Linked DNA regions of Mus musculus: regions 1 and 3 are each linked to region 2. The links are chromatin loops, found by intact Hi-C in ENCODE. Cell type or tissue: heart. All regions are shown on one strand. Links, peaks and the distances in the headings refer to the core of each region. The heading gives the core; the rest is flanking DNA. Region 1 holds the start of Ndfip2 (Nedd4 family interacting protein 2). Region 2 holds the start of Rbm26 (RNA binding motif protein 26). Region 3 overlaps Ndfip2 (Nedd4 family interacting protein 2).

Region 1 (9,960 bases), core at 610-8,609, 81 kb after region 2:
ATTTTACAGAACCACTTTAGCTTATGTTTAACCAGTTCAGCACATCGATATGGCTATTAATCATTCAAAAATAGTGTTGCTGGGATGGCATTTTAAAGTACGACTGAAGTTCACAGTCAGTTGTTGACTTTAGGTGAAGGTTACCCTCTAGAATCTGAATGGGCCTGATTTGATCACGTAAGTGTATTTGAGAGCAGAACTTGGTTTCCTCTAAGATTTTTCTGCCTAAGACAGAAAGAACCTTTAGCTCCTGCCAGAGTGGATCTTCAGTTGCCTAGCCAGCACTTACAGCTACATGCGCTCATCTCTGCCAAACAAAACCACTTATAATAAATACCCTTGAAGCAAACAAAGGAAAAAACAACAAGATCTCAAAGGCAAAAATACATTCTTTTCGGTTGTAAACGTAACCTTTAACGGTGAGCCATCTCTCTAGCCCTCCCAAACACAGTCTTAATATATATATTTCCTTCTAGTTCTGTTTCTGTAGTGGAAGTCTGATACATGGAAGACCAGCTTCACTTTAGAGTTTCCCTTTCTACTGGAAGAGAATAAGGAGAGAGCAAAAATCATGTGCCTCGTCGTCAAATCGCTTGCTTCACATTTTCTCTCTAAAACTGTAGGGCTGAACAGATGACAGAAATCCCAGCTAAATATGGAACATGGTATGATGCTAAATTGAGGTTCAAGCCTATAACTGCTTTAAGGACAAATAGACACAGCAATACTGAGAAATTTTGGATTGATAAATGTGTTCATTTTCATTTACTAAAGTGAAAAGCAGACCTTTTTTTTTTTTTTTTTTGTATGCTCGGAAATACATTTTAAAATGTTCAAGTTCAGCAAAGGACAATGGCTTTTAGTTAGCTATAGATAGACATCTCCAGGAGATGGTAATTTACTTCTTTTTAGTCACTCGGTAGATACATGTACAAAGCCACATATAGTCAGTGCATCAGTTAACTGTCAGGATTTGGGTCCCACTACCCATCAAATACTAGAATGTACTTTGAGGATAACATATATTTACATATGATACAGTGTGAAGAGAGCCACACCAAGAAATTCCCCAGGAGACTTTGGATCCTATGCCAACCTGTGACTTAGACTGTGGCTCTCTGTGGGCAACAGCATCTATCTCTACCACTCGTAAACTTATGAGACTCTTAACGAAGAATCTGCTGTCTGTATGTGCAGCTCAACAGACCTGGTTGGGAGAGAAGATGGCCAACGAAGTTACTTTACTCCCGGAGGGAATGGCTCTGCCTCTGGGAAGGTGGGAACAGTTCCCACTGAAAAGTAAGTCCCGATACAAAGAGTTAGCTATGCCCTCATGTTTTGTTCTATAGAACATCAGTTATCGTTAATGTGAAGGTTGAAGACACATTGTGTCGATTTGAGAAAATGCTAATGTAAAGTACTGAAAGTTATCATGGGCGTGAAAAACTAACAACACAAAGTGGCTGTGGTCATTTTTATCACAATTTGTATAGCATCATTAATATCCTATCATTTTGCATCTTGGTACTTGTCTTGGCTGGGTTTTCCAGAAAGCAGATGCCGACATAATATTAAGAGTGTGAGATATTCACTGAGGACTAACAGTGTCTGAATGGAAAGGGGGCTGGCCAGGGAGAGCAGCTGCAATACAACGCAGATTCGACAAAGTACTTGCTCAAAGGTTAGGTGAGTCGGGCTGAAAGAGGTTTGGTCTGAAAGTGGTTAGCTGTAACAGATTACGCTGTTACTGTCCAGCCGCCTAGCTCAGCGAATGGCTGGACGATGTTCAGAAGAGTGAATCACTGCAGGTCTAATGCTTCAAAGCCCACAGCTGGCTGGTGCTGGTTGCCCACATTCCTTACAGATGAGCAACTGCACATTCCTGAAAGAGAATCTGGGGCAGATGTTCTGCCCAGTTTGGCAGTGTGGCACCTGTAAACATTTGGGTGGCTGAGTTTGGAGATGGAATTTGATTGGGTTAGTGAGAAGTGTTAGTCAACTGCAGTGAAATTCTACAGTTTGACTTGAGGTGGCTTAGGACATCAAGTTCTATTTTTTTTAGGTAAGTAGAGTTGACACTAAAAGCTCAATGTTGAAAACATTACCAGATACTGTTTAAGACCTCTAGAGAGTATTGTCATTTCCTGACTCCGTTCTCTCAAGAGGATTTCTTTTTTCATCCACAAGGGATGGCTTCCAGTGCTCATGCTTTGTTAAGGTCATAGGTGAGTGAACAGGATGCCTCTTCTGCAATGGGAGCGCATCGTGATTCCATATGGACGAAGAAGGGTGGGACTGGCTACTTATGATGAATCATTCCTTTATCTCTTCTTCACAGTGCCACAGTGCAGATGACCAGGACAGGGAAAGGAGACAGGGACTTGCCCTTTTATAGGGTGCACTATTGATCATGGTGACCAACATTGGGGGCCCTTGTATCTATCAGCACTTACCAGTGACTTTAGCATTGGTAAAGTTGCTGCTCTCTCTGCCCCTTAGCTTCTCTCTCTGTTAAGACTAATCATGCCTATTTACACCACAGAGTGGTGTGGAGGCTAAACTAACACTAGATTCAGATCTCACTGTCTCATTGTTCTTCCAAACTTCCTCACTGAAAATCTATTGTGTCATTGAATCATGCCATCTGCTCTGTGAGAGTAGAAACAGTCAGAGAACCTGGGTGTGGGTAGAATGGAAGAGCTGATATAACCCAGGGTTCGGGGTGTCTGTTTTGAGTCAGGTCTCTGATTTTTAATGGCCTCTTTTTCTTAGAAGTAATAAAATTTAGAGACAAGTGAACCTACACAGCTAATGAAAATAAAAGGGCACAGGAATTCAATTCTAAATTACCTTTATAATAACAAGTTATATTGGGATCTAATTTTTCTTTGCTAACACTGGGTGTTGTTTAGCTCATGAAAGGCAATTCTATTCAGGATGATACTGTAAGGAGTTGGCACTTGTGCTAATAATATCGATTAAATTAGGATCTAAAATATACTACATTGGAACACATGAAGAAAATTAGGTATGACAACACCAATTGCTTTTTATTATTTCTGGTCTGGCAATGCTAATATTAGATATTTTAAGATGATCCTAATAGAGATCTGATAAATCATCTGAAAAATAAAAATATCAGAAAGACTTAACTTTTCTAGCTACAACTATACAAAGTTTATTGAACTTTGTTGGATCTGGCCAGTTGTACCAGTCTCATCTGGCTTCCTTTCTTTCGGCAATCTCATCTGCACATGTATGAAGCAAAGTGAGAGATGGTCTCCAGGTTTCCCTCCCCGGATCCCCAGGAGATCTCCATAGTAAGAACAGTTATGGGGAAAGGGCTTGATTATCTTAAAAAGAACAGTTGGGCCAGATCGAGTAGGGCCACAGATCTCAGGGTACAAGAAGCAGATGTTTGGGTTAAAAGGTACCTTTTGCTGGTCTGCCATAGTCTTCTAATTGTTAGAGAAACATGCTCTGTGCCGAGAGAGAGAGAGAGAGAGAGAGAGAGAGAGAGAGAGAGAGAGAGAGAGAGAGAAAAGAAGAAGAAGAAGGAGGAGGAGGAGGAGGAGGAGGAAGAAGAAGACAAAGACGAAGATGAAGAAGAAAAGGAGAAGAAGAAGAAAAGGAAAAGAAGAAAAGAAAAAGAAAAGAAAGAAAAAGGAGAAGAAAAAGGAGAAAAAGAGAAAGAAAAAGAAGGAAGAAGAAAGAAAAAGAAGAAGGAAGAAGAAAGAAGGAGAAAGAAGGAGGGAGGAGAGGAGAGGAGAGGAGAGAGAGGTGTCACAGGGTATTATGATGCGCCACAAAAACTGATTCTTTACCATTATCTTAGGAATATCTGAGTATTATTAGCACACACACAAAAATCCTACCTCACTTCATTATTTTCTTCTGTCCTTCCCATTTCCTATTTCTAAAGGCCTCTTTCTCTGTATGTCATCAGAATATGTTTGAAGAATTTGTAAATCTCTTAGAAACAAGGGGGCAAAAGAAAGAGGAGGGTAAAGCCCTATTCAGGATTTTCAGAGTAATGAAACTGTTCAGTATGATATATAATAGTTAGGGTATATTTGTCAGAACTCCTACAACGTACAATGTTCAAAATGAACTCCAATGCAATCTATTATGGATTCTAAGTGATTGACAATGGTACGCTGTCAAATGGGTTTAACATTTGTCACAAATGAGCTGTTCTACTGAGGAAGGCTACGCGTGCTCAGAAGCAAGACTGTCTTTTTTTTTTCCTTCCTCGAAATTTTACTGTGACTTTAAAGCTGATTTTATATATGTATATGTGGTCTTTGTATATGTATATGTCCCTGGTATTTGGTAATTCATTACCTCATTAATGATTTCGAATGAGCGCCTTTTTAGGCCTGTCCTGAGATGGATCTCTTTGAGATGCTCTAGGCTGGGGACTAATAAAAGGGCGACCTGTCCTCAGGTGCTCTAGGAATGCAGCGCCTCCACCCTCCGCAGTGACGATGCATCCTCTCGCCCCACAGTGAAACCTGCCCTCACAGGAAAATCCAATCAAGTGGGACGATTTTTTTTTTTTTTTTCTTTTCCGCTTCGGTTGCCACCGCCCACTGTCGACTAGATGACAACCTAGAGGGCTCCCGGGGACTTGCCTGACTCTTCCATCTCCTCCCACCTAGGGACACCTCCGGAGCCGGGCGGCGGATGGGACGCCGGCGGAGCCAGAGAGCATGCGCGTCCGCGCCGAGCATGCTCAGTAGCGCGCGCGGCTCCCCGGAGCTCCGGCGCCGATCGGCGAGCGACGCGGAGCTCTCCGCTGGAGCCGAGGGAGCGACAGGAAGTGAAGCGGCCCCGCCAGGCGACCTCGGCGGCAGAACCCGAGGCGGCGGAAGAGGCTCTGCGGCGGCGGCGGCGACGACGTCGACCCGGGAGGCCGAGGGAGCTGAGCGCCGAGGGGACACGCCCGCTCGGAAGCCGGACCCCGAGGCGGGCAGGATGGATCACCACCAGCTGGGGACTGGTCGCTACCAGGTGGTGAGTGCGCGGGCCCCGGGGAGGACGCTGGCCTCGGGGCGTCCCGGCGGGCCCCTTCCCGCCCAGCCCACCTCTCCGCCAGCCCCCGGCCGCAGTCGACGGCCAGCGCCCCGCCGAGCCCCCTCCCCGGCGACGCTCCCCGACTCACCCCGGCTGGCTTTCTTTCCCCTCCTTCTTCCCTGACTCACACACCCGTGAGCAGTGAGTGGTGTCCCCCTGCGGCGGGGCAGGGTGCAGGTACCTGTCAGGGAGTCGACCCGACCGGTGGCCTGAATTGTGTGAGGTTATAGAGTGGGGTGCAGCAGGGCTACAACCGGCGTGAGGGGTAGAGAAGAGCTGTGATGGGGAAGGTGCCTCTCTTCTAGTTAACCTTGTCATTTTGCCCTTTTCCATTGTGTTAGTATTACAGTGATCGTTTTTTTTTTCTTTTTTTTTTAAATCTGTTCCTGCTTTGCCTGTGTTCGTGTGTGCAGCGCTTTATTAGAAAAAAAAATCAAACCTTGTTTGAAATGAAATAGTTTTCATTTAATACAGAGTTTTAAAATCACTCAAGTATGTAAACCACCAGCTATGCTTAATGAGTGAAATGCGCCCTGTATTTTCTTTGTCAGAATCTCTGTATTTTACACCCTGTGTGTTTTAGTGATGTCATTGGAGATAAATATTGTGAATAGCATTGTCAGCAATATTTACTTTATTGCGTTTTCACTTATAAACTTTTAGATAATTTAGTGGAACATAGTTACGGGGGGAGAGAAGAAAAGCATTTGTGCATATTGTTGCTATTGCGTGTCGGGTTTATAAGATTGCACAGTTAGTCCTATATGTCATCTTTTCTGTCTGTCTGCATGTGTGTTGTGCCTTTTGACAAATCTGAAGGATTGTGGTAGAGACTTAAATTTTCATTTTTTCTTTGGTAAGAATTCTCTGTCATTTGTGTCTATTTGCTATAGCATGGCCAGGTGATTTAGATTATGAACTTTCTGAAAATTATCAACATTTTCAGAATGGCTTAGGAAATAGAAATCTTGCCAGTTTATTGAAGGTGCTTTTCAAGTTGTCAGCTTTGGGTAACTTTATATTTTTTAAAAGACATTGTTCCCTTTCTAAGTGTTTGCAAAAAAAAAAAAAGCCACGTAATTTTATCATTGATACTTGTTTTACTTCTCAAATCTTACCCACTTCTGTTTGTGTCTCTAAGTGATATAATTTGATTTGAATTCTTTCTTTGGGTTGCTTTTCCTTATTGGGCTCAACCATGGATGATACTTAAAATAGTGTTAATAGTTTTAATTTATTATATTGTCTCTTTTGCTTTTGATGGAGGTAACTAGTTGAGACTATTTTTTTCTCTCAAAATCTCTTCAGATAATGTTGGAGTTTACTTTTGTCTAAACTTTGAAAGAAGGTATAAAATACTACATTTTTTTCCCTTCAAAACTGAAGCTGTGTCCTATAAAGACTTTGAGTGGGTGGAGCCACTCTGTAAGGGCAGAGGGCAGAAATCAGTCATTCTAAATAAATTATTTCTTTTAGATAGAATATTATTTTTTATGGGGAGAAGCATTGGAGAATTTTATTATAGTCTAAATTTGTATTTTCATTCTTTTACTTTTGTGGTTACATAGTAAGTTCGTGTGTTTAGGATGATAAACTGCCCTCCTCCCTTTTTTTTTTGCGAGTAGCTTTGTCTGGGAAAACGGCATAGATACAACTGAGTTTGAGTTTTGCGTAGACTCGGTAGCTGGGGTTCAGTCTGGAAGCTTAGCTTATGTAATGGGCATGCCTGTTTTATGGCTACCTTTAGGTCAGGCCTTATTTTGAAACTCTAGAATGATTAATAAACTGGAGCAGTAAACAACTTTGTTAGCGATGATGAGGTCAGGAGATAGGGAACTGTACATAGGGGTGAGAAACACTGTGCTGTGTGGATTTACTCTTATTTAAAGAGCTAAAACTCAGCTCTGCATACTGGTGATGCCTGGTGATCAGAATGGCTTACTGTCTTTAATCCACGTATACAGTTTATCCAGGACATTTTCTTTTCTTTAGGGTATCCAAAGGGTTTATTCTTTTATTATTGCTTTAGCCAACATATTAAGTGTTGGATTTTATAAGTCCTTTTTGTACTTTCGTGTCCTACATATGCATACGTATGTATATATAAATTTAAATCTACATTTCCTCTTAGGATAGAAAACATGCCTTTTTCTCTCTGAATCTGGCTTATTTCACTTAACATATTGTGTCCCTTCCCACCCCAGTTCCATCTGTTTTCCTGTTTCCTAAGAATGTTCATTCTTTTCAGCTGAATAAAACATCCTCATGTATCTATACATTTTCTTTGTCCATTTATCTGTGGCTGGGCCTCCAGGCTGTGTCCACATCTGGATGACTATTATTTTTAGCCAGACTGGCCTGTGCACATTCTGGATAAGCATTCAACCATCGAGTAGCCAAGGAGCTCATGATCCTCCTGCCTCAGCTTCCCACTAGGCTAACAGCCACACATCACCATCCCTGGCTATAATAATGTCCCCCCACCCCATTCCCTATTCATTGCTAGAAATCCACAACAATAGACAACATGTACAGCTACAATGTCTTGCTAATTTTCTAATTTCAGAAAAAAAAAAAGATGAGGCATGGTGTTTACTTTCAGTGTGTTTTGGGAGATTGAGTTGTGCTTGATAGGAAAAGAGCGATGCGCCACACTGCCTAGCTAACTTGCTCTGCATCTGCCACTGCAGCTTGCATTCTGCTTTGCTGGTATCTACTTTGAAGGCTCATGGACCCACAACAAGGTGACTACTAAGGTTTAAAAGGTATTTTTTCAATAACTAAATCGGCAGTGTTATACAATTAGCAGTAGTTTCCTAAACTATATACTAGAATGCCAATAATAGGACTTCTTGGACTACATCTAACCTCCTCACATAGTGAGAAATTCTTTAGTAGAGAGTAGCTTAGATTAGTTTACTGTGGTTATTTCTGATATTTGACTGCATAATGTTTTTGCTTCTTTTATATTTTAAGATAATAGTAACAATTCTACAATGTAAGCTTTCTATGAAACAAAATTTGAAGTACGTGTGCTATAGAGAGTTCTGAGTACTTCTGTATCGGGAGAATTTCAGCTGCACCTGATAAATCGGCTAAGAAAGGAGGTTTGAACTGCTAAAATCAAGGTAGTGAGCGGAGATGTAGCCCAGGTGCTTGGCCTAACCTGTTTGCACTTAAGGCTCTGGTTCCCTCTCCAGCACCACAGACAACAAAACAAAAGAGGCATTAAAGTCATCTAGACTTTCATTTAGGTTCTCTGTATAGCTCTGGCTGTCCTGGGCTGTCCTGGAACTCATTTTGTAGACGAAAACCTAATTCTTTTCTTTCTTTCTTTTTTCTTTTTTTTTAATATGTGTGTGTGTCACACATGTGCTGCTGCCTAGGGAAGTGAGAAAAACTCCTGGAGCTTTAGTTTCAGATGGTTGTGAGTCATCTGATGGTGTGAGTGCTGGGAACTGAACTCTGGTCATATGAAGAGCATCACATACTCTTAGCCACTGAGCCATCCTGTTTGCCTTTTGTTTGCTAGTTTTCAAACATTAGATGAGTCACTTCATATCTTAAAGCATCATTTCCTCATATTAGTACAACATCATAGTTATTATTTATTATGAGAATTAAAATACCATAATATAGGTAAAACAGAGCAGTGTTTCTTAACCTGTGGGTTTCGACTCCTTTTGGGGTCAAATGACCATTTCACCGAGGGTCACAGAGTCAGATATCTTTCATATTTACAGTATGACTGATAACAGTAGCAAGAGTGCAGTTTTGAAGTAGCCACAAGAACAATTTTATGTTTGGGGGTCACCAAAACATGAAGATCTGTATTAAAAGTTTGTAGCTGTAGGAAGGTTGAGAACCACTGATGTAGAGACTGTCACATGGAAATAACTACTATTTTCGTAAGCTAATGAATTAGTCTGTAAACGTTTCATGGTGGTTGGCAGAAAACAGAAGACTCCTAAGTCAGAACAAATGGCCTTACTCATGGTACAGCAAGCAACACGAACACCGCATATTTGAGTCCTTTTCCTTGTTCCAAAGTCCTGTGGGGTTAATGAGTGTTTGGAGAGACACAGCAATGAGTTTGCCACACCTCTGAATCAGCCAGAGTCCAGAACCTAGCTCTTTATATTTATCTATCTACTTTGTAGGAAGCAGCTAACACTGTAGCAAACAATGATGGTTTGTTTGCCTTTGAAGGCAGCTTCTGCGCTTGTCTTAGTTCTTTCTTCTCTCTATTGTCTGTGTAACTTATTAAAAGGAAGGTAACTGACATCAGGAAACTGACAGCTGTGCCTAGGACAGCCCCCTATGAAGAACTAAGAAGCTGAGATGCTTTCAGGCCCAGGACCACTGCCTCACCCAATAGACCATTCTAAGTGTCTAGTAGAAGGTGAATTTTAGGTGTAGTTGTTTGTTTTCATTTTCCATTTTAAAGAAACACCACAGTCTTAAACTGTATGATGTTTTCTAGTTATCTTTTTTGTCTCTCCTGATTTCCATGACCTTCATTTGTTTCTTTTGAATTTATCAATATACATTATTTGTCTTGTATTACTGCTTTTTATGTTCTCAAGCTTGCCCAGTTGCATAATCTGATACATCTAGGCTCTTGTTATATTGAGATTGAATTTTGTCCTCAGAACTTTTAAAAATTCCTGATACTTAGAAGCTTTCTTTTGACATCTTTGTTTTTTATTCTCGCTGTGAATTCTTCCCGCTCCTTGAATGCACATTTTTTCATGCTATGAAATAATTGCTACTTTCTTCTGTTGCTTGACTGCTCTTTAGTGTATTGTTTGTATGGCATGTTCTTTTTCAGTATAAATTAGGCTGGCTTGCTTGTTTGCTGGCTTTCTTTCTTTTTCTTTCTCT
Region 2 (9,960 bases), core at 1,042-9,041:
GGACAGGTGGATCCTAGAGCTCACTGGCCAGCTGGCCTGGCCAAATCAAGGAACTCCAGGTCCAGTGAGAGGCTTTCTCTCAAAACAGAACGTGTACAGCAGATAAGGAAAGTGTTTATATGAACTGTTGGCTTCCAGGTTCTGGCTCACCCCAAGCAGAATGGTCAGGATGAAGGAAACAAATGAAACCAGAAGCTGGTGAGGACGTGAAGTGCTAAGTCTTATTCAGTGGTGGTACAAATATAAATTGGTGCAGCCCCTATGAAAGTCAGTGTCAAGTTCCTCAAAAGCCTAATGGTACCATGCGTATACACACAAAAAGGACTGTAACTCAACATAAGACAGAAACATTTGTACATGCACGTTTATTGCTTTACTGTCAAAACAGTTCAGAAAGAGAACCAGCTAGATATCCAACAGATGGATGAATAAAGAAAATGTGGTGCATTTACACAGAGGAATCTTTTCAGTTATAAAGTATAAAATCATGGCATGTACACAAAAATAGATGGAACGGGGGATTACTGTATTTAGTGAACTGGGCCAGACTCGGAATAAGAAACTGTTTGTTTTCTCTCACTGGCAGAACCTAAGCGCAAATGTGTCCTGTGCGTCTGAGAGACAGAGACCAATGGACCGTGTGAGAGAGATCTTATGGAGGAGAAATGATGAAAGCAAAGAGTAATGAAACACATGACATGAACACAGAAGGGAAGACTACTAAGAGGAGAAAATGAGAAAGCAATATGGGAAGAGTGAGGTCAAGGCCACCATCAGTGAGAAGGGTAAATAAAAACAAAGTACAATGGCATAAATATATGCAAAGGCCATAATAAAACCCATGACTTTACATGCTAACAACCAAAATTTAAGGTTGAATCACCATGACAAAAATACTGGTTTTCTGATTAGGATTTCACATTACCAAAAATGCATGCAAAAGACTGACTAAGCAAACGGGTTAAAAATCAAAAGACATCAATTCTAAGTATTGAGAGAAAATTTCAATACCTAAATGTTTAATGATTTGTGAAAGAAAGAAAAAAAAAGAACAGAATTCTGCTACAACTACAGAACTTATAACTGAGTAAACAGACCCACATATTTGTCCTTAGGGCTAAAAATGCAACCTGTCTTTCCTATCCTACCTCATTCTCCATCACTCTCAAAACTCAGCTACCCTAAGCCCTTTGCTAGCTTCTACAAAAAGCTTCAACAACACACAACATGATTAACTTCACTCAGCAAAGTCCTGTGCGATCTCCAGCGCCTCTGGCATCACTAACCATTGCTAGTCTTCTCTTCCTCTGCTCGACATTCATAAAATATGTTCTCCAAAGCCTAGGAAGCTCCTCTTCATCCTTCCACGCTGAGATCTACTGTTGCCATTTCAAAGCAGCCTTGCTTAACTCCACATAATGTACTTACAGTCCTTCCGCAAACAGTATGAATTTTTTAATTACATGTCAAAACTATGCAAAAAAAAAAAAACTTTACATAAAAAAAAAAAACATTAAAAACCAAAGATGGTAAATAATTAAGCTTTTGTAAGTCATCAACTAGAAGAATAATAAAGAACACATGCAAATTTAAATTTAAATTTAAAAAGCAAGAGACTGGGCAGTGGTGGAGCACGCCTTTAATCCCTGCACTTGGGAGGCAGAGGCAGGCGGATTTCTGAGTTCCAGGCCAGCCTGGTCTACAAAGTGAGTTCCAGGGCAGCCAGGGCTACACAGAGAAACCCTGTCTCCAAAGGAAAAAAAAGAGAAAAAAAAAAAAAAAAAAAGAAACAAGAATAGGAGCTAAATTTAACAACAATGTACATTAGAAAGGGATACAGTGTAGACGCTACTAGCAGTTAACTGTTAGACATCTGAATAGTTGCTACAATAATGTGCTTTGTTTGAATTAAAGAAAAACTAAACGCATACACACTAAGTATATATGTTTTAAGTTATTGAAAAGAACATGAAATGGTAGTACAGTTGATTTGAAAGGTGCTAATTACACTGGGTAGTATTCTAGGAATTTTGTTTTTCATTATTTTCCCCACTTTACAGATGGAAACCCAGGCATTGAGTTAAGTGACTTTTCCAATATTATATAACTTGTAGATGAGTTACTATAGCACCATTCAGAACTAGTCATTAGGCCCTGGGGTTCTCTGCCTCACCTGTTACATATGTTAGCACTGACTTTCCAATCTAAAGAAAGAAAATGGGGGGTTTTGTTGTTGTTGTTGTTTACTTAGAAGTGGAAGGTACTGAAGATTTCATCTGGGCCTTGCATGCCTCATATGCACTAGGCTATACCCTCCAGATCTCTGAAAGAGAATCCTCTACTCCACTCTAGTCAACTACTTTGCTAAGACCACCAATGGCTGGCCACTTTGTCAAATCTAAGAGCTTTGAACTTACTGCATGCATCAGTCTGTAGAATCCCACCAGTTTAACAGCCCCTGCTTTTGCCATACCCCCTACCTCAATCCTGTCTATTCCATATCTACACATTGTTCCCAAGAACCCTCCCACAATTTTCTAGCTTCAAATCCTAGTAGCATGACATTGTATCTCTCTAGTCCTGGCCCACTTTCTAGAGCATCCAACTTTCCTTAAGAAGAATAACTAGTACCTCACACATCATCATCACAGCATGTCAGCAGCCATTCCCTTCCCCTCCTGGATTGCCCTCCACCTTTTACATCATCCATCCAGCTGTTAAAGCTAACTTTGAGGCTTCACACTTGATTTTTCCTTTCCTTTCCCTTCCTTTCCCTTCCTTTCCTCCACATCACTGTATCGGGAAGTTCTAGCAGACCTACTTGTGAAGTACATGTGGTTCCATCTCCACCATCATCCAATCGCAGTCTCAGCCTACAGTACGTTCAACGGAGTGTCCCTTCATTTAAATCTTACCACCTTCAGTCTCCACAAACCACCCTTACTTGAAGTCAAATCAGTCCTGGCCTGCTTTAAATAACCTCTGTTCCAAGTGTGTGTTAATAAGATCTTAATTCCCAGCCTGGACCTAAAGCTGGCCCCTGTCTACTGATTCCATGTCTTTCCTCTCTCTTCCCTATTCTTACTCTTTTTTGAACAAACCACATTGATCACGTATGTCCTCTACTAGGCCTTTCAGCTATTCTTCATTCTGAAAATGCATCATTCCTCGGAAATAGTGGGGCCTTTTCTCCTCTTTTAAGTTTTATTAACTATTCCTTGCTCAGACAGTTTCACTGACCAACAACCCTGAAGCAGCAGACCCCATTCAAACCACGGTTACATGGTCCTCTACTATCATAATGGCCATAACTGGGCATAGCTGAAGTGTATCTTATTGCAGCTTATCAACCCAGGAGAATGTTAAAGTCCTGTCCCAAAGCTCCCCACAGTATATGGTAAAAACTTAACGCATGCATTAAATAAGTGAATTACCTGCCACTGCATTTCAAGTTGCTATTGTAAATCAACGATGCAGAAAACAACCTATGATGTATTTTGCATTAAATAAATACATAAAATATTCCTAAAATCTTTCAATATTTCAACAGTCGCACAAACTACTCAATTTCTCCTTAAATGCCAAATATTCCATACGGATAGAGATTTGGGTTTGTTGGTTTTTTTCCCCCTTCTTCAAAGTAATAGGATGTAGGTGGCAAGGGGTCTGGGGCTTCCTGGGCTTAGCACCTGTTACATCTTCAATCAGTTAAGAGAGGTGCGTATGAGCCACACACCACATGGAAGACGTGGCCTTTCTTTAAGGGACTGTAAGCGAAACCTTAGGTTTTTAAACTCGAACTTCCCTGATCCCTAAGAAAAAGCCATGCACTTCGTCTTAAGAAGCACTGTGGAACTATCTACCACCGGGAGGAGAAGCTAGCACTCGGGAGGAGCCGAGAAGCCGATGTGGAGGGCCTCGGAAGACACACACAGGTGTACGGGGAAGTTTGCCATCGGTCTGCCTATAACGGGAAAGGGGAAAGCAAAGCAGGGCACACCGGTTCAAAGATCAGCTCGACCATTACAATCAAGCCCAGCTCCAGCTTTGGCTATGTTGAGCCTGGACGGGAAGGTGGGCGAACAGAGAAAGCAGAGCCTTGGGGGGACTCCCCACCTCCCGGTTCTTCGCTTCGGCCTCCACCACTGAGTAAACTGCCCCGATCGGGGCGCCCGCCTGTCCACCACCGCCATCCCTGCGAGCGAGCACTGCTCCCCCGGGGGTTACTCACATGGGCTCGAGGGTCTTGCTGAGCCAGGACTTGAGCGCCTCGAAGTTTTCGATGATCATCTTAGAAACCATCCACCGCGGCCCCGAGGCCGGCCTCGCTCCTGCGCTCGCCCAGGTCGCCGCCGCCGCCCCCTCCTCCGCGCGCCGTCCGCGTGGGCAGCGGTGGGAGGTGCCGGTGGCAGGTCCCCGCGAGCCGCGGGTCGGCGAGCACCTCGGCGGGGGCCGCCGCAGGCCACGCGCCCACCGGGTCCCCGGAGCTTCTCCCCTCGGCGGACCCTGGCCCGGGCTGAGGCAGCAACCGTTTGCCGGCCGGGCCCTCCCCCCTGCCCCGCTCCCCCAGTGAATCTTCCCGAAGGGGAGCCGAACGCGCTCCGACCCGGGCTCTCCTCTCAGCTTTGGGATTAGGTGCTTGGTTGGTGGCCACGCGGCAGAGCAGACGTGAAGAAAAGCGACAACGAAGGGCGGCTCAATGGGAACGGTTCGGGGGTCTTCCCGGCTTCCAGCACCCCCAAGAAGATGGCTGCCGGTAAATCTCGCGAGAATGAGTGCGAGTCTCGCGGTGCGGCCCGGAGCATGCTGGGAAGAGACGCAAGTTCGGCCGGGTGAGAGCTGGGCAAATCCAGTAGTGGATCGAGGATTGACCAATCGCAAGGGTTGAGGCCTCGGTCCCCTTTTATCCATCGGCCTTCGTGGTGAATAAGCACAAGCGCCGTCTTACTTCACCAGGATGGAGTGGCCGCGGGCTCCCAGGCCTTGTCCTCTGAGAGGATTGTGCTTGTCAGCACGAGTGAACCTAGAAGATGGGAGCTCTCCATAAGAAGACGGCCAGCAGTGTTTGCAGGGGTCCTGCACTGTGCGACCTGCCCTCGGTGTCACAGCATCCTCCAGTACCATCTTCTGTGTGTGCTGCCCCGTGCACACGATGGGTAAACACACACTGGTCTAATCTAACCCACCGAGACCTCCAGAGGATTAGTGTTCTTATCCCAAAGTACAGGACTTTTTGGCCAAGGTCTAATGACCTATGGATGCCCCAAACCAAAGATACCTTGTTGATTTCCAACCTACAAGAGAAAAAAAAAAAAAAAAAAAAAAAAAAAAACAGTTTTGTTACATTTTAAATTCTGTTCATTTAGAAAAGTTTCAACTTTTCTCCAAGAAATTACAATGTACTAAAGAAGAGCATTCAAACCAGCATCCTATATACATCATAGGTGGTCCCGCAAGTTTGGTTCTATTATATTATTAGGAGACTACCAAAGACTAGTAGGCAATGGGCCACAATGGAATGAAAAAATAGTGGAATGGACAAATGGAATGAAAAAGTAGTCCACGAGTCTAAAGACACGGTCGGTGAACCATAAAGAAAGTCTTGATGCGACAGAATTTGCAATATGCTGGAGTGGAGTGTCCTTTAAGCATTAACTAAAAAGGTTATAAAATACAAAGCTAGACGTTTGCTCTAAAATATGATGCCATGAGTGAGACGTTAATTAGATTTAAGCTAATGAAGAATTAAGATATTAATTAAGATGATTTAGCTAACTGAAATACCGCAGATATGAAAAGACAAAATATTTAGAATTCCATTTCTAGAGGTTGCTAGAGTCCCAGGAGTGACCGAATGCAGAATGGTGGTTGCCAGGAGGCAAAGGGGGATCTTGAGAATTACGTCTCAGTGATGCAGAGTTTCAGTTTGGAATGATAAGAGTTCTGAAACAGTTGGTGACTGAACAGTTTGACTATACATCTAATGCCATGAAGTTGTACACATACAATTATTAAAATGGTAAACTTTAGGTTACATATAGAATGTATAAATAATATACTATTGAGAATCGCGTGTTTCTGTTTAAAGGCACCATACCCAATATTGTCGATGAATCAATATTGACTCCTGTTCCCGGGCACTGTAGCACATGTTTAAACAAAGCCCGTATAGTCCATGTGCTTTTCTCTGTAAAATACATCATGGCCTTCTTATATGTGGGAACCATAGAAAGCACTCCACTGTTGCGTATGGAGAACGGGGGTATTTTAAATCACCAAGAAAAAACAATCTCATAAATGAAGAAAGTAAAACATAACCCCAAATGGGCCACCAAATGGGTCCTTATTTCCATTGTGAGAACTGAAAAAAAAAAAAAAATGAAGATATCCCCTTGTTCAACTTCAGCTGAGAACATACGCAGCGTTGGACTTAAATTGTTAGCCGCTCAGCGTATGGCCACAGTGAACTATAAAACCGCCACAAGTATTGGGTTTGGGGGTTACAGAGAGTCTAAAGAGTGAGAAAACTCATGACTATAGAATCTGTAAGTAGTAAGGACTAGCTGTATTCTGAAAGACTAAGACCACTGAGTGATAGCGGTCCCTCCCTCCTTCCACTGCACAGAGCTTGTTACCAGTCAGCAGCCAATCAACAGTCAGTCACACCCCGCCCCGCCCCCCCCCCCAAGCTTTTCTTCCTTAGCCTTTGTTATTCAGTCTGTACCTCCTCATCACTTCGTTTTCCTTAGACCTTTTTTCAAAGATAGAAATTTGACTACTGCAGTCAACAGTACAAGTTGGAGAAGGCTAACTACTGCCAGCACGAACATTTAAGTATTTGGCATGTTTTTACCTTACAATTTCCAACATATGTTGGTCTTTCTTTTTTGGTGGGTGAGGGAGCTCACTCTGTAAACCAGGCTGGTCTCGAACTCAGAAATCTGCCTGCCTCTGCCTCCCAAGTGCTGGGATTAAAGGCGTGGGCCACCAATGCCCGGCATATGTTGATTTTTCAAGACCCCGTTTGCCGTTAGTGTTCCTCCGTTTGCACAGAGTAACATTCCCGATTGCTCACATTCCATTTTCTCATTGACAGCCTAGACAATGGCTTTACTAGTCTTTCGGTTTCTAAACGTAGAAGTTCAATTTTTCTTTTAGTTTTCTAATCTTTCTTACCTCCAAATATGCTGGGTAAATTCATTCCCTTTTATGATTCTTGACTTAGCATAATATCTGAAACAATGAAAAAAAAATGTTAAAGGCTATTTGTTCCACTTTCAGTAGGAAAGAAGCCTAAGGAAGAGAAACTGTTTCAGCTGGCAGTGATAATGATACATTTCTACAAACTTGTATCTTTTTGTGCCTTCTAGTCTGGCATTTCGCAGTCTTTCCATTGCGCTATCTTTCCATTGCCCTGCCCCGGAGGAGCATTCTCCCTGGTGAGCTTTAACTATTGCTCTTTCAGCTCTCTCTCTTAGTAGATGAGTCTAGTCTTACTACTCTCAGGAGTGGTTTCAGAGCAATCAGCCTCCTTTTTATCTCCAGCTGCTGAATTAGTTTTCCTCCAGCCTGCCCCTCAGAAGCCTATCATTTCCACGGTGTGAGATATTATTACCATACGTTATATTCCCATTTATATACATAATCGGGTTATGACCTCCATTTCAGTGGGCCTGTTTGTCTATGACTACACCAGTACCGTGTTGATGTATGTACTGTTGTGTTAATACCTCTTCTCTATGTTGCCTTTTCAAATTAAACCTGGCTAAATGAGAACCTTTGACCCTCCAAACATTTAGCCACCAGGCTTTATGAAGCACAATAGAGAGGGTAGACTATTACAGCAATGCAGGTTCAAGCATGGCTTCTTTAAGGACATAATTATTTTAGATGATTAGGAAAAGTGAATAGTTACAAAAATTAGCCATGTGAAACAAAATACAGACCGGAACATTTCAGGCTTGTAGGATAGCTTGCAGAATGTTCCTGATACAGATAAAAGGCACGACCTTTAAAAAGGTGTGGGAAGTGGGAAAGTGTGACGTTGGGTGGAGGAGGAGAATGGCTATGGTCAGTTTTGAGGTTAGAAAGGGCAACTTAAGTTTTCCTTGGACCAGGATATGGAGCGAAACTATTGAAGGATTTTCTGTAGAGCAAGGTAAATTACAGTCATGAGGATGGCCTGTGCCCCCTGCTCAGTGCTTGCATCTGAGAATTTCAAAATAAAACCAGAAAACAGGCAAACTGTTCTTTGGCATAAGAATACTAGATTTTTGAATAATATCTAGGGTACATTAATAAAGAATATGTTTTTCTTTTTCCTTTCATTTTAATTTTGATATTATATTTTAAGTGCCACATTTCCCTTCCCTTTCATCCCTCTATACCTCTTATAACGCAATACTGCCTTCTTCAAATCCATGCCGATTATTTGTACTAACTGCCATTGAGAGAGAGAGAGAGAGTGTGTGTGTGTGTGAGTGTGTGTCTGTCTGTGTATATACAGAAATATATTTTCTTAACCAGACTAAGGGCTACTTGCAAAGACAAGCAATGTTTCCTGTGGCAAGCATAAGTAACGCAGAAGAAAGTACTTCACCACTTGCTGACGAGGTAAATTGGGATCAGAACACAAACTACCATTTCCCCCTCGAAGCTATGATCTGCCTGGCTTGGGTACTGAGAACCTAACTCGGGCCCTCTGAAAAGCAGAGAGCACTCTTAAACATTGAGCCATCTCTCCAGCACCCCACTGTATATCTTAAATACTTCAGTCCAGCATGGTGGGTGGTTCATGCCTATAACTCCAGCACATGGGAGGCCTTGATTGTGAAAGTAGTTCCAAGCTACACAGTGAGCCTGTTTTTAGAAAAAAGAAAAAAGAAAAAAAAATTCTCAAAAAAGACAAAAGGCTTTATTCCCAAAATCAAAACCAAACACAAACTTCTGCCTTGGGGATGCCATGACAAGCAGCCATTTGCAGACTGGCCCAAATCCCTGTCTAGGGAGTCTCTGTCACTTCCTTTCCTTCTTCTTTGTCAATGAGTAACTATGGTGCAGTGTCTCCATGCTCTAAGCCAACAATAGTCTAAATAAGTGAATAAATACGTAAATAAGTTCATCTTTTACCCTGCCCTCCCTTTCCCTTCCTTCCATCCTAACTCCAATGGGGGGAATAATTAAATATTCTTTTGAAGTCAGAAGTCAGTTCACCTCCACAGGCTATTCGTGGTTTCCATTAACCTTAGGACAGAACTGTCTGCTACAGAGGTAATGATGTAGAACCTAAATTAAGGCTTTTGAAATTCAAGGCCATCATTTTGAAGACCAGAATCTGAAGAAGAGAAAAACAACAGCAGGGAGACATTGGCTTAATCCAATCCCCCCATGCAACAGCATGCATTCAGTTTGAAGGATGCACAGTCTTCTATCATAGCTATCAACAATGTATGACCACTGAGCGCTGGTAATGTGGCAAAATAGTATCAACTGTGGTAAACATCAATTTTAAAATACACTGCGCTCACTAAAGTTCTTCAGGTTAACATAGTATGGATTAACAGGAACGCAACATTCATGTGTGTATGCACAGGCACCCCACAAAACAAACTTACAGTACAATCAGATGATTAAAGCTTACATAGCATCCTGAATTGCAAGAAAGAAATGGAGTTCTGGGGCTACTGGTGGCGGCAGCAGCAGAAGCTAATAAGAACAGCAACTAAAAGAAAATTATGGAGAGTTAGAATAAAAGGTGTCTTGTTAGACAGGTGAAAGGTCACTCAGGTCAGAAAAAATTCTTCCTCACTGACCTTTGGAAGAATAAGTGACTATGCACATGTGTTACCAGCCTCTAATCCAGGTTCCCAACCTGTGAGTAGAGACCCCCTGGGGAGTGTTGAAGGACTCTTTCCCAGGTACCCCATCTCAGATCTCCTGCACATCTTATATTCACATTAT
Region 3 (9,960 bases), core at 627-8,626, 120 kb after region 2:
TAATTTTTATTGAAATAAAATCATATTATTAGATTTCCAAAAATTCATCCGTCTTTACTTTTTGGAATGAATTATCATGCCACCATGGCTTAACGTTTCCAGATTTAAAGTTGCAAATACTTTAGTAGAGCGCACAGCTTAATGGGATCTAAAGCTTTAGCTGTCGTCCTGTGGTTTGACATTCAGCGGCATAAAGTAAACTGAGTTCTTTTGTGATTGGGTTACTATAATACTAAAATAAAAACCTTTCATATTGGAGATGCAGAAAGTTCTAATATAGAGAAAAGCATATGTTAGTGCAGAAAATATCAAAATACCATAGTTATAGGCAGAGGAAATTCTGTTTCCCAAACGTTTGAGATTGCTTTTAAAATGTACATTTTCCATGGTTATGATTCTACTATAAATGTCATGCTGAACTTGCCTTATATTGGAAAGATAGTCTGTACTTTTATTTTTAAAATGAACTTTACTATAATTTTGGAGTCAATTTCTCACAAATGCTTTAACAATCAGAGACAGAAACTGTAAATTAAAAGAAAACTCTAAAGAACTGTGGATATTGGAAAACTGGGTGAAAGTGAAACGGGAGAAAAGTCTTAACGAGGGAGCCCAGAGTGTCCTTAAAACATTCGGGACTCTGGGGCTGCCCCTTCCTCTGTGCCTGGGACCTGTAAGTCACTTCATTCCCCAGATCTCAGGGCTGACAGCATTGATGCATGGTCAGCACTGCGTAGCTGCACTCATTTCTAAGTTTTACCACTGTTGCTTTGATTGGCTTGGCTCACAGTGAGACAGTGAGTAAAGAGGTGAGCGTTGTGCAGACCAGTGAGCGCGCGCGCACGCGCACACACACACGCGCGCGCACACACACACACACACACACACACACACTCACACACACACAGACTGTGGCAGTCTCACCTCCTGTCTGAAACCCCTCTCAAATTCTCAGTTTCAGGTCAGAAAGATGCCTGAGCCGGTCAGGTCATTCATTACCAAGTCTGGGAGTTTGGTCCCAAAGATAGGCAGAGCTGAAGGAGAGAATGCGTTCCTGTGTTTATCCTCCTGTGCACACGCGCAACATAAGAATAAATAATGTTCAAGAACGCTCAATCTTGAGGTGGTTTTTTTGAGTTTAGATAATACTTGTCATCCCTTCTTTTTATAACAAATATGGGACAAATAAAATATTATACAAGTGTTTGATAACAGTGTTTTGTGACATATAGTTTATACTATAGACCTGCAGGAGCATTTGTAATCTTTAGTGTCTTATTATAAGTTATTAAAGTACGATCATGACTATAATAAAATTACATTAAGATATTTTAATGATTGTTCTTTAATCCTTCTCTTCAGATACTGACGTGTATAGTGAGTTTTACCCTGTGCCACCTCCGTACAGTGTTGCTACCTCTCTGCCTACATATGACGAAGCTGAAAAGGCTAAAGCTGCTGCCCTGGCAGCTGCTGCAGCAGATGCACCTCAGAGAGTAAGTCTGCGCACTGCCTCAGCTTACGGCAGCCTTAGATAACTGAGTTTTACAATATATTTATCACGTTCCTTTTTTTTTTTTAACTTTATCTGCCGAATTTATTCCCATGCCATGAGGTTTTTTTCTTCAGCTTCTTCTGGTTTTGGAACGATCTGTTCCCTCTCAGTGAGGATCGTCTCAGTGTGGCAGGGGGAGCTCATGTGTGGGTTAATCCGGCCATGAGCTCTGTAGGTTCCTCGGAGCATCTTAGGTGCCTCGTTCACCTGGATGTGTTCAGTGACTAGAGAATCTACATCTAAATGCTTAAGTTCAGTATTACTCTGCATTTTTTAAGCATGTGCAGCAAAAATTCCACACTGTTTTTTGGCCATCATCCATGTCCAGCCCCACTGTTTGGCCTGGGCGCACCTACCGACTCCACCATTATACCGCCGGAATGGCACACATTGCTTCTTTAAAGTGACATCCTTCAGATACTTGGTGGCTTTGCGGATATGCGTACCCTTGATGGCCTGGGCAGTTTCCCCAGGTGTCTTAAAGTGAACACGAAGGTTTGAACCTCTTGATTTGCATGATTTTGTGGGATTTTCTGGGTCAAGAGAGTAGCGAACCATCTTCACAGGTCCCCTCTAGCCACTTTTTACAGGAAGAGGCCTCTTCCCAAGTTTTGATTTCAGACTTATCCCACACTGACTTTGTCATCCAAGTCAGACCTTTCTGAGCAGCTCCACCTAGATAGCTCTTCTCTTTCCTGTGGACCCCACGTCCTTGGCTCTCTTACTGCCCGTGGCCCTGTTCTCCATGGTCTGTCATCAAAGCTGCTGTCTTATTGTCTATCATGCTTGCTTTTCCTTTCCCTGCCCTCCCATCCCCGATATACCATTTACGTTTGGTTTTACCTTTTGTACATGCATTTACACCTTTTACTGTTTGTGTAATCAACTTGGCTGTCTTTATTGTCTCTTCCATCTGACTGAGCTGTGGACTCTAGAAGGGCGTGCAGGGTTGTCTTGTGTGAGCTGAAAGGGCCCTAGGCTAAGGAAGCAGAACCTTGTGTAGTAATATTTCTTGAATCTTAGAAGCCATGAGTGGTAACAGATTTTGCAAGTAATTTTAGAGTTCTTTAAATTTGTAAGCACCTATATGTTTGTATATTATTTTTAAGCCTAAGGTATACTATGCAAACAGTATTTTTCTTAGTTTATTTTAGAGATTATTAGAATAGTAAAGACATCAAGATATTAAAAACTTGTTTAAATTTACTTGAACATTTTAATGATGAATAGGATATATATCCTATAATTATTAGCCTATCAAGAACTGACTTAAATTTTAATGCACGCAGCTTGTAGACATATTATTAGTTTGTCAGTTTCTAGTATTTTGGAAAGAAGGAGGAAGTCACTGGGTAAAGGCTTCATTGTTCGCAGCAGTAGCAGTGGTCTTGCTTTTGTTTTCATCAAGTGCCAGGCCCACAGGGCAACAGTAGGGACTAAGTGAAAATCCTCCCTGCTGTGGTTATGTTACTAGGATCCCAACTCTTCAGTGGTTGTTAGGATGCTCACCCCCTTGCTCTGCTGGGAGGTCCCGCTCCACCTCAGAGCTTCCCACTGTGTAGGAGTCCAGGAAAAGGCAGTCACTGTTTCTGTGTGGGAGACATGCAGACATGGAGACATGCAGGGAGAGTTCTTCCTTAACACTGCATTTAAATTGCATCCAGTCTGCGCTTTCTGATATCACCACTACAAGAAATGTTTAATGCTTTATTTCTTATAAGTGGTAATATATACATGTATACAGTTTACTTCAAGAGTCAAAATTGATGGATCAGAGGGCATATATGTTTTTATTTTGAATAAAAGCTGTCTCCTTGCTGTCTGGAGTCGGCACATAACATCCGTCACTGTTGATGAGTGTCCCTACTTGCCACCTGGCATTTATGCTTTCCTCATATCATTTCCTGAAGCTGATGTGTCCCTTTCTCCCGTGTTCTTCCCTCCCTCTCTCCATGGAGGACTGAGATAACCACTGGGTGGTGCATTACTGGGGTTGGGGTACCTTTCCTCTATCTCTCTTCACCTCTCTTTTTTGAGACAGCCTCTCACTAAACCAAACATTGGCCAACGTAACGAGATAGGCCAGCCAGTGAGTTCTAGGATCTGCCGTCTCTGCCCACCAGTGCTGGCATCTGTGGCACTGTACGAGCCACCGTGCCATGCTGCTTCGTGTGGGTTTCGCCTCCCGACTCAGATGTCTGAGCTTGTACTGACTGAGCTGTCGACCAGCCCTCAGCTTACCTTTCTTAACAGCACCTACGATAAAGTAATGCTGCTAATGTCTTATCTGTAGGACCACTTGAGAGCATTAGTTGTTACTGAAGGTCAGATCATTGTAATTATTTTAGTGAACTGCTTTGGTTTTTTTTTACAGAACCAAGAGGAAGACTGTACGCCACGGGATGACTTCAGTGATGTAGAGCAGCTCAGAGTGGGCAACGACGGCATTTTCATGCTGGCCTTTTTCAGTAAGTGACCTTGTCCTAGTACTCTACTTTATATAAATATTTAAAATAACTGAAGAAAAAAATACTACTAACATGAGTATACCTCACTTAAAGTGTAAATTGCATAAGCATTTGTTAGGTAATTTTGATTGCAACCATTATGGTCGATTGCAGGGGAAAAGGCAGAAGGAGAATTTAAAAGAACTGTTGCTGACCATCTAAGACTGTGGGCATATATACAGTGCACTCTGCTGTAGGCATGCACACAGTGAACTCTGCCTGTCTGCTTTGGACGCAAAAGACTTCTTTTTCAGTGGCCTTGAGCCAGAAGGGTTGGGGAAGGGGAAACTCTGTAAGCCCAAAGCAGTGTCACAGAGGTGTGACAGTTAGAAGACTAAACGTCATACAAATTATGTGACTTACATAGCAGATTTAAACTGTGAGGGAAGACTGTGTCATGTATTTGTTATTCCCTAACACAGTGATTAGCATGAATTAAATTCTTTGATAAATATTAAGGCATGCAGCAAATTGTTTAAATGGCTAAAGCCAGTATTACACCTAATGCTCAGTGAAAATGTATTAGGTTATGTGTGGCTTATTCTAGGGTAAAATGAGAAACCGTTTACTTATGTAAAATGATCGCCCAAATTCAAAACTAGAGAATCACTCTTCAGGTGTTGAACTGCTTTTAGTCTGGAGGTCGGCTTATCCCTTTCCCAGTTGGACAGGCTCCGTGCTTCTCTTCATGTCATCTGTGCAACCACAGAAGTGCGTGAGGAGTGGCAGGCAGTACGCTTTTCTTTTCCAACTGAGTTTATAGTTACGTTGCTATCCAGTATGTGCAGTATATAAGTATTAAGCTTGTCTTGCAGTTTTAATTGGGTAAGGTAGAGCCAAGGAAAAGGCAGCAAATTCATTGGTTTCAGATGGCTGCTTACTGATGCTTTTGTACTGTTAGTCTAGTGAACCTTAGTTTTAATCTTTGATTTTTATTCAACTAGGAAACTTCCATTTTGATATCAGATTCCTCACATCTTTTGTTTACATAAGGGATATCCTTTCTTTGTTAACATCTGTCCAGAACCTTGGGACCCTGCAGGTGGCTCCCTTGCCATGGCCAGGGTTGGGAGCCCCTAACCCGTGCTGTGCAGGTGTGGCAGCTGCCTGTGGGTCCCTGGAGCGAGCTACGGCTCCTCGAGCTGACTGAGGAGCTTAGGTCATTTCCTTTACCCATGGCTTTATTTAATATGTGTCTTTTAGAGTTTGCTCAGTGACAGTATATTGGTTTATATAAATATATATATATATATATATATTCATGGATTTTGTACAGAATTTCCAGATTTTAGTAAAATTCCGTGAAATTATATTTTTACAAGTTATTTCTGTTTTACAAATACTTCATAAATAGTAAAAAAAAATTGATTCTTTTTTGTTTGTTTTTGGTATGCAAGAGCCTGGTTTGATAAACATAGATTTGTTTGTAATTACTACCATCTAGTGGTTACTCTCCAGACTGCAACTGGGTTTATATTTCATGCTTATACTGGCTTTAATAGAGAGCTTATGTCTTTTTTTTTTCTCCTTTCCTTTCCTTTTTCCTTTTTCCTTTTTCCTTTTTCCTTTTTCCTTTTTCCTTTTTCCTTTTTCCTTTCTTTTCTTTTCTTTTCTTTTCTTTTTTTTTTTCGAGACAGGGTTTCTCTGTGTAGCCCTGGCTGTCCTGGAACTCACTCTGTAGACCAGGCTGGCCTCAAACTCAGAAATCCACCTGCCTCTACCTCCCAAGTGCTGGGATTAAAGGCGTGCACCACCGCTGGAGAGATGGCTCAGTTGTTAAGAGCAGTAATTGCTCTTCCGAAGGTCCTGAGTTCAAAACTCAGCAACCACATGGTGGCTCAAAACCATCTGTAATGAGATCTGATACCCTCTTCTGGAGTGTCTGATGACAGCTACAGTGTACTTACATATAATAAATAAATAAATAAATAAATAAATAAATAAATAAATCTTTAAAAAATTTCTTTTTTTTTTTTTAGAAAATAGAGAACTTATTATAAGTTAAGCATTTCAGGCTCCATTTCTGCAAACAACATCACAGAAAATATAAGATTTTTAATAAAAATCTTTAATAGGTTCAATTCTTGACTTTTCTACTTACATTTATCTTTTTGCTTAACTCATGTAATGTTCAAAGAGATTTACAGTTAAATTTAGTGACATAATTCCATTTTCACGTAGAGAGAATAAAAGGAAAGAAGTGTGCGCATCTCTGAATAATGTTTAGCAAGAGTGTTAGAAGTAATCTCACTCAGGCAGTATCATAAAGTGCCTCCTAAACAAAAAGTGGTAAGAGAATACAATAGGAGTTGCCTGTCAGTTAATTCTCGATGGATCCAGTGGGTAACTGACCTGCTTGGAAATGACCTTGAATGCTAGTGCTTTCAGATGTGGTAGATCGTCTTGTGAAACTTTCCCTTCAAGGTTCAGCCATTTGTCTTCTGTGTGTCAGGATCTTCGCATCCGAACAAGACATTGCAGTTTACTGCCCAGATCACTCATATTTTCGACTACAGGAAAACTGAAAGGAAAATCAGTGTTCTTGTAACTTAAACCACGGCAGCAAAAAAGAGAACCAGCAGACTGTTTTGAAATGTGAATTGTGACTGGTAGGGTATGTCTCCCTGACACAAGCTGAAGTTATTTGAGAAGAAGGAACCTAAATTAATAAAATCCCTGCGTGAGATCAGCCTGTAGGTCATTTTCTTAGTAATCAATACGGGAGAGCCTAGCCCATTGTGGGTGGGGCCACCCTAGTATGGTGGTCTTGGGTTCTATAAGAAAGCTGGATGAGAGAGCCATGCGGAACAAGCCAGTAAGCAACACCCTTCCATGGCCTGTGCATCAGCTGCTGCCCTGAATGAGTTCCTGTCCTGACTTCCTTCCCTGATGACCAGTGGTGTAACTGATAGGTCTGCAAACAGCATGCTGTGGTGGTCTCTAAGGACAGCCCGTGTGTAGAGTTAAAATAAACCACTGTTTGACTCAAGCAGTGCAGCATTGCTGGTACCATGTTTCTGTTTATTTGTATAGAAATTATGACCTTAAAAACGTATTTCTGCTATCTTTAGTGGCATTCATATTCAACTGGCTTGGGTTCTGCTTATCCTTCTGTATCACCAATACCATCGCTGGAAGATACGGTGCTATCTGTGGGTTTGGCCTTTCACTGATCAAATGGATCCTTATTGTCAGGGTGAGCATCTTGATCATTTTTATGTAAAATGTCTGTTTTTCACCTTGTTGCTTATTGCACATGCATTCCACTGAGTAAAGATTTACACTTCTGATTCTGTAACTCTGACAGCTTAGTAAAACTATATGTATCATGACTGTGAAAAGTTGTTAGGTAGAAACTTTGAAATAAGAAGATGCTTCCAGATTTTGGTATCTGTGTCCTTGCTTAAAGTTATTTAAATGTTCTCAACATTTTCTTCATTTCTTCTTACGTTGATTAAAATCTGCCTAAAGGGATTGCTTCTGAGGATGGAAGGAGAAGAGAAGAGAGTACCTTACTCAGTTTCCTATAGTATTCACAAATAATAGACAGCATTTATGCTTTGAACAAATCATGTTTTCTATTATTGTGATGCAGTACACAGGAGCCTTAAGTAAAACAGAAGGTTTCTGTTTAGTAAGTTATTGTGAGTTTAAAGTTCTCCAAGGTGGTTTAAATGTCCATTTGATCTTAATGTTGGCCAAAGACATAATCAAGGTCACTGAGAATAATGTAGATCATCAAGGTCACCGAGAGTAATGTAGATCATCAAGGTCACCAAGAATAATGTAGATCATCAAGGTCACCGAGAGTAATGTAGATCATCAAGGTCACCGAGAGTAATGTAGATCATCAAGGTCACCGAGAGTAATGTAGATCATCAAGGTCACCAAGAATAATGTAGATCATCAAGGTCACCGAGAATAATGTAGATCATCAAGGTCACTGAGAGTAATGTAGATCATCAAGGTCACCGAGAATAATGTAGATCATCAAGGTCACCGAGAGTAATGTAGATCATCAAGGTCACCGAGAATAATGTAGATCATCAAGGTCACTGAGAGTAATGTAGATCATCAAGGTCACCGAGAGTAATGTAGATCATCAAGGTCACCGAGAGTAATGTAGATCATCAAGGTCACTGAGAGTAATGTAGATCATCAAGGTCACTGAGAGTAATGTAGAGGTTGCCCAGGACGTTAAAAAATTACATCCAAATCTGACTGAGAACTCTGACATTTAGAAATACAAGAAGAGATGAGTCTTGGAAAAATCTTGTTTCAAATAATAACTAAATAGTTTCTCCCTCTTTAAAGCTTTGAAGGCTGGAAAGTAAAGACCTGTGAGACAGTTATCAGTGCTCACTCCTGCTGGGTATGTGGTACACACTCACAGCCCAGCCTGTGAGGTCAAGCCAGTATAATTCTGATGCCAGATGGGTCCATTGTAAGACCCTATATTAGAGGGGGGCGGGAGGGGTATTGGAAAACCCTCATCCCTTGTCCCACGGGTTCTTTCAAAGCCTTTCCTAATTTCCTGTTCCTGAGAATAACTTCTGTGCTTGGTTATCATTCACAAGCTGGTGTTCAGGGGAAAGTGGAGTAACCTTTTCTTGCTCCTGTCTCAGCAGTTTTCTTGTCAGGCAGATTCATCTAGCTTGCTTCTTTCTTTTGCCTCTTAAAGGTTTACTTTGGGCTTTTTTTTTTCAAAAATGTTTCTACCTGGCTTTTTTACCTTTGATTTTGTGTGAGCGTGTGTGCGTGTGCTTGCACTTTCCTGTCTGTCTCTCTGTCTGTGATTTGGAAGACATTTAGAGAGTCTGTTCTTCCCTTCCACCATATGGATTTTCAGGTTCAAACTCAGGTCATTAGACTTGGTGACAAGTTGTGTCAAGTTTTCTCGAAGCTATCTGTCTACCACTCTAAAGCCAGCAGACCCTGGGAGAATGGAGCCTGAAAATGAGGGTGACTAAAGTCTTAATGCAGTACCCAGCATTATCCAGTGCTTCCGACAGTTGATACTTTGAGGCTTAGGAAATCCAATCTCAAAGACAAGCTACTTGTTTATCGGTGGAGGCACAGGAATGCCAACAGCTGGAGCAAACTCACTCCTGTTCACTGCGCCTGGGAGGAGCAGGAAAGCATATTCTAAGAACAGCTCTGTGTGCTTGGAAAAACGGAGCTCACAAGTCTATTCACAGAATTTTTCATGGTGTTATACAATTTCTAAATTAGAATATGTAAATTATGCAAACAGTATTTACTTCAACATTGCTTTCTGATTGAAAGCTAAATCTTGCTAAAGTTTTCAGTAGAACTACAAGTCTAAAATGTCTGCTTCTGTTAAATGCTTCAGAAGTTTTGTTAGTACATTTGTTTTATTAATTTATTAAAAGTAGCCATTGTACAAATATTAATACTTTGAATGATATTTTTATTAGTTTTGAATTTTTTTGGTAGCTTTGCAGGATTTTGGTTCTTCTAACAGCTCCTATACTGGTACATATCCGATAATAGGTTTGACTCTTAATCTATTGGACTCTATTATAAAATGATTGAAGGTTGAATCATTGTGAGAACTCTTGATAGTTTTTGTTTTAAATTTACTTCAAATGATGTCCTGTCAGTTTCTACCATGAGCTTAAATCAGCTAGATGTTGTATACACACAAAGACAACGCTACAACCCTGCCCTTGCAGAGTTTCTTGCTAGAGAAACTGAAATAAGTTGGAGTTAGGACTTAGCTGTATTGCCAACAGAACTGTCGCTATTGCGCAAATGGACTTTCTCATGAAATCCTAGAGCATGGTAAACGATTCACAAGCTAATGTTTCCGTGTTCCTCAGTCGCTGCTTTACTAGAGTCAACGCTGACAGACACAGAAGGAGGTCGCGTCAGCTC

The links. Hi-C counts contacts between places; a loop is a spot of excess contacts. Peaks named below come from ENCODE experiments on the same cell type or tissue, not always from the same donor. Only the 100,000 strongest peaks of a DNase experiment are listed, where the experiment ranks them.
Region 1: a loop joins it to region 2, with 4 times the contacts of the local background. A loop is called at or near these places in 14 of 42 quality-filtered maps.
Region 3: it touches region 2 in a loop (5-fold over the local background); 18 of 42 quality-filtered maps call a loop at or near these places.

What each region holds. Positions count from the first base shown.
Region 1 is chr14:105,253,987-105,263,946 of GRCm38, forward strand. Ndfip2 (Nedd4 family interacting protein 2) reads left to right here and starts at 4,637. Exons shown (of 8, transcript NM_029561.5): 1 at 4,637-5,016. The coding sequence starts at 4,687. In heart, for the core only: a CTCF peak has its summit at 4,672; DNase peaks (open chromatin) are centred at 4,745 and 5,215; H3K4me3 peaks cover 1,816 bases; H3K27ac peaks cover 1,071 bases.
Region 2 is chr14:105,172,551-105,182,510 of GRCm38, forward strand. Rbm26 (RNA binding motif protein 26) reads right to left here and starts at 4,764. Exons shown (of 22, transcript NM_001368684.1): 1 at 4,232-4,764. The coding sequence starts at 4,302. In heart, for the core only: no CTCF peak of the experiment used is centred there; DNase peaks (open chromatin) are centred at 4,271 and 4,781; H3K4me3 peaks cover 2,924 bases; H3K27ac peaks cover 1,864 bases.
Region 3 is chr14:105,290,870-105,300,829 of GRCm38, forward strand. It overlaps Ndfip2 (Nedd4 family interacting protein 2), which reads left to right. Exons shown (of 8, transcript NM_029561.5): 3 at 1,363-1,496; 4 at 3,930-4,023; 5 at 7,134-7,258. It also overlaps the pseudogene Gm16259. Among named protein-coding and RNA genes, the nearest start is that of Gm24207, 19 kb to the left of the region's middle. In heart, for the core only: a CTCF peak has its summit at 5,507 (motif pointing left); no DNase peak of the experiment used is centred there.